2 separate regions of the Mus musculus genome follow, and region 1 is linked to region 2. A link is a loop called in an ENCODE intact Hi-C map of the cell type or tissue named here. Cell type or tissue: heart. All regions are shown on one strand.

Region 1 (2,500 bases), 200 kb after region 2:
TTGAGGAAGAATCACAAGTGCCTGGAAGTAGCCAAGACTCCTTGGATAGTCTCACTCCAAACAAGACTACTCAAAGAACACATTCAGCTGTCGAGGTAGCTGTGGACTGAGCCTTGAGGCTACTATGGGTGAATGGTATCTCTGGCCAGGATCCTAGCCCTGCTTTTTTGTAACCCCACTGAGCCACTGATTTGGGGGCATCTTCAGTGTTTGCTTCCCTAAAGATGTAGTGGGAACGCTGTTGGTATCAGGATCTCCGAAACCTATGACATCACATAGGCGACAGCTTGACCCGCATACCTGTTGCCAAGGCAATAGTCACCATAGTCCCAGAAACCACTTGACTCACCTCCCACCTTTACCTGTGGCTATGTCACCATCCATATATAAAGGAAGGCCCCTCTGATCTCTCTCTCTCTCTCTCTCTCTCCTCTCTCTCTCTCCCCTCCTCCTCCTCCTCCTCCTCCTCCTCTTACTCTTCTCCCTCCTCCCCCTTCTCTTTCTGCTGCCACTTTGCCCTCTTCTCTCTCAATAAACCTCACGTGGAACTGTTTGGCCTGGTGTGGTCTTTCTGGAGCCACACAATGATCACAACAAATACCACAAACAGAAAGCCCTTGACCTTGAAAGCTTTCTGCCCTCCCCATCCTTTTCTACCAGTCTGATGGGCACTGCTCTTAAAGCAGGGAAAGCAAATTCAGAGGGCTAGAAAACAAAAGGCTTTCTTGGAATCTGGACCAACTGAGATATCCTTTCTACCATAGGAATTCCTGGGGACAATTATTGCAGGTAGAGGAATACCCACCACTTTATTGGATGAGATGTTCCAGGGACATCTCCTTAAGAAAAAGTTTGTCTAAAAATTCTCTCTCCTGTTCGGAGGGTTTGGTGTCTGTAACAAGATGTGCTAAGCACACATTTTGGCATGGAAATGGATCTCACACTCCAGAAAACCAATACTAAGCCAGAAACCCTACAGTTGGTTCCCGCTTTTGTCTGACCCGGTTCTTAAAACAACCTAAGAGTGTCTCTCCAGGACCAGGAATCAGAACTCCCAGTGTGCTCTGCCCTTGCTCTGTCCTCTGTTCGGAAGACTCAGAGCGGTGAAGTCTTGGCTGATGGCAACTCAGCTCCATTCCCATCTCTGCGTGAGAGCTACAGTTATCTGCTGGCTCAGTCCCTCAGTTGGATGCTCCATAAAAATTCCGAGCTTGCCATTTCCTCCGAGATGAATGCCAATCGCCTCTTTGTTTGTCTACTGATGTAAAACATAAGATAGCTCTTAACTGAGGATTTCCGTAACTTAAAAACGTTTACGGAGATTTTAGTTTTAAAATGGATGTTCAATGCATTAGAACATTAAAATAAGGTTTCTCCAACCCTAACCCTAACTGTAGATCTATCCCTGACAGCAAGCCAAGCCCACACTTTCCCTTGAACTTGGACTCTGGGCAGGGAACGCAGAACCTATCTATGCACAGTCCACTGACAATTTTACAAAGCATCATGGACTGTCTGTAGTCTGGCATGTCACCCTATGAAAATATGTCTCTAAACGAAAAACTAATGGTTTTGTTTTATTTTTATAGTGAATGGGTTGTAGAAAGCCAGGAGGAAATTCTGCCTTCCAGACTGCTTATTTTACTTGGGAAGGGAAAATGCCTCGCTAATGGTGTCCTTGAAGGCGACCTGAGCCAAGGAGAAGGAGCATTGCCAAGTTTAATGGGGTAAAAATTCCTAAGAGCAATAACAGCAAATTATTTTTGGGAGTAATGCCCACTACCACCATAATTATTTATTAAGACTGGGAAGTCACCATCTTCAATTCACAATGACAGAGAAAACAGAGTGAAATGATCAGCACATGGTAGGCTGGGCAGCAAAGCACCCCTCCCAGACAGCAACAGTCACCAGTGCTTAGCGGCAGACCGTTTAACCTCAAAAGATGAAGACGTCAAAACCAACAGCATCTAAGTTCAGGGGCCTATAGCAGTGCATCAGTGCATTATCTATGAAGAATGATTTTCAAAAACTGCGGAAAGTAAATTAAAAGGTCCGCATTCTCGAGGCAGTCATGTTGAGGGGAGAAAATATGTATAGCTGTGCAGAAGGATTCGCCAAAAGGGTTTTTATGAACTTGGCAAAAAAATAAATAATTTTGAAAAGTATCCAGAACAATTGGCTTGAACTTCTAAAAGACAATCTGAGACACAAGTGTACCACAGACGACCGTTGTGGTCTTGTCTCGCAGTTATTAAAATGTGTTTTAAGAGTGACGTTCATGGGTTTGTTAGATTGTTGGATAGGCGTCTGAGGGACACGTCGAATATAGGGCACAGTGTGGAAGAGAAGGAGATTGCACACAGCACAGACAGCCCCATGTGCAACGTGACATGCCCAGAGCCACATTTAATAACAGGAAATATAATTAGACAAAGTGGGTTTAATCACATGGTTGATTTAATGCCATATAACAAGCCAAACTGTCATCATTTCAGTG
Region 2 (2,500 bases):
GCCCTCGGAGGTGGTAAGCCTCAAGTGGATGGAGAAGCTTGTTGCTTTTGTAGGCAGACACTTCCATGTAGAAACTCAGCATGACTCTCTTTAGACTGTGCCGGTGGCAAGCAGGTTAGAGCCTGTGTTCCTGCTACTGAGCCAGAAGGCATGGCTTCTGGGGCAAAGGCTGTGTCTGGAAAGGGGGCTCTGCCCCTGCTCACACATGGTGCTGAGCACACCCTCATTGAGGGAGACAGTGGCCGTGAGTTTGGGGTAAAAGGCTCTTCTGTTCTCAAGGAGACGGGTCTTGGTGTGAGAATATGGGATGGAACATTTTACACTGGTTGGAATCAAAGGAATGCATACCCCAAAATATGATAGGCAGTCATTCTTGTAGCGATACACAGAGGCAGACTGGAGAGGGGCTGGAGAAACGAGCACCAACAGACAACCCACTCCACTGTCCAGCAGGGAATTAGGGGTTATTTCACACACACACACACACACACACACTTACACACATCTGTGTTTTTCCCAAACAGGAAGTCACTGTGAGGACCTTTGTTAACAGGACACAAGATGACTACTCCTATGCTGATCCTGGGAGCCTACTTATGTGAACTGACTGCGGCTATTTCAAGGAAGAACAGGGCTCTCCCTCCCTCCCTCCCTCCCTCCCTCCCTCCCTCCCTCCCTCCCTCCCTCCCTCCCTCCCTTCCTCCCTTCCTTTGGGTACCCCTGGCTCTCCTCACTTCTTTTCTTCTGTCAATCTAAAACAAAATGTGGCCCAGTGACTGTGTTTGGAGACAGTAAAGCATTACAAAGGGAGTGTGCGCTGTGTAAGCTTTGGCATCTTCAAAAGGGTGCGCCAGGGAGAAATCCTTCAGACTGAGAACTCCGAGGATAGCAGAGATTTTGACACAGCAGTCTTTGTCTAATAAGGATCAGTAACCAGGGTGACATTAGTCTGAGGTTGAACACTTGCTGGGCAGATGTCCTTGCAGAAAGGATGGCTCTGCCAGTGTCTTGTGACAGCCACGATTGGGCTCTCATGCATGAGAGCCCTTCCTTCACAATCCCCAGCTTTAGCTGTCCCTTGGGGCAGATTGACACTAGAGACACTATGTCCTGACAACCTCCATATTTTTTTCATACCCTTTTCTTTTCTCATCTGAAGTTCAGGTCCCAGAATATGTAATCATTTTTTTAACATAAAATATAGGGGCTGGCAAAATAGCTCAGAGGCCAAACCCACTCACTGCTCTTGCAGAGGACCTGAGTTTGATTCCTAGAACTCAGCACCCAGCAGCCTAATGGTTGTGCTTTACAACAGTTGGTGACTCCAGTTCCAGACAATGTGACGCCCTCTTCTGGCCTCCACAGGGACTGCATGCATGTGGTGCACAGACATACTGCTGGCAAAGCACACAGACACATAAACAAAAGGTAGCAGAACATAAGACCTGCAACCCACCCCAGAGGCAGAAGTCTGTATATCACTTATACACTTTCTGGAAGCATCTGGGGTACCATGGAGGCACAGATCAATCTAGTGCTATGTGTGTGTCCCTCAGACTTCTGATATCCTAGTCTTGTGGGCATATTGTAACGGTACCATGATGATGACATCATGGATGAGACCTTTTAGAATTCCCTTTTAATTTAACGATATTACTTATTTTGTGTGTATGTATGGGAGTGGAGACTTGCTCCAAGGCATATATATCCATTCAGTCAGAGGACAATTTGGGAATCTGTTCTTGCCTGATACCATGTGGGTCCTGAGAAATGAGTTCAGATGGGTGGGCTTAGTGGCAAAAACCTTTACCCACTTGGTAGTTCCTAAAGTCCTTAACAATAGTATTATGATTACTATAATTAACAATGAAAGAAACATCTCTATAGAAGGTCACTCACCTATATCAGGTTTGCTGGCCTTTTTAATGTTTTCACAGAAAAGGCAGGCTCTCTCTCTCTCTCTCTCTCTCTCTCTCTCTCTCTCTCTCTCTCCCTTCCTCCCTCCCTCCATCCCTCTCCCTCTCCCTCTCCCTCCCTCTCTACTTTCTCCCTCCTCTCAGTCTTTCCCTCCCCTCCCCTTCTTCCTCTCCTCTTTCTCCTCTCCCTCTTTCCCTCCCCCTCCATCTCCTCTTCCCCCAGCCCTCTCTTCCTCTCTTCTTGTTTCTCTCTTTCCATAGGATTGGCCTTCAAAATGAAACCATCCCACCCGTGGGATTACAGGTTTGCACCAGACAGATTACTTCTGAATAATTTGAAATGGTTTGAAGTTTAGTTCTTATTTAAAAGCAAGACCTGGGGATTCTCCACAGGAAACACAGAGAGCTAGGGGAATCTCAGGGTCAAAGCACAGGTGCTGGGGACCCTGTTAGCCATCCCTGCATCCCTGGTGTCTCAGCAGAGAATCTGTCTGACATCACATTGAGAAGCTGCAATGTTTCCATGGCTTGCCCCCAAGTCACGTCACAACCATTTCCATTGCAGTATACAGGCTATGAACCTT

The links. A loop is a pair of places that touch in the nucleus more often than their neighbours do. Peaks named below come from ENCODE experiments on the same cell type or tissue, not always from the same donor. Only the 100,000 strongest peaks of a DNase experiment are listed, where the experiment ranks them.
Region 1: a loop joins it to region 2, with 2.3 times the contacts of the local background. A loop is called at or near these places in 2 of 42 quality-filtered maps.

Annotation. Positions count from the first base shown.
Region 1 is chr1:90,494,267-90,496,766 of GRCm38, forward strand. The region is part of intron 1 of Gm28722 (a long non-coding RNA gene); the gene reads right to left. Among named protein-coding and RNA genes, the nearest start is that of Gm28722, 8.4 kb to the right of the region's middle. In heart, a CTCF peak has its summit at 1,003; a DNase peak (open chromatin) is centred at 1,075.
Region 2 is chr1:90,290,100-90,292,599 of GRCm38, forward strand. It overlaps 2700003A03Rik (a long non-coding RNA gene), which reads left to right. Exons shown (of 4, transcript XR_003947931.1): 4 at 525-671. Among named protein-coding and RNA genes, the nearest start is that of 2700003A03Rik, 18 kb to the left of the region's middle. In heart, a CTCF peak has its summit at 1,363 (motif pointing left); no DNase peak of the experiment used is centred here; H3K27ac peaks cover 1,173 bases.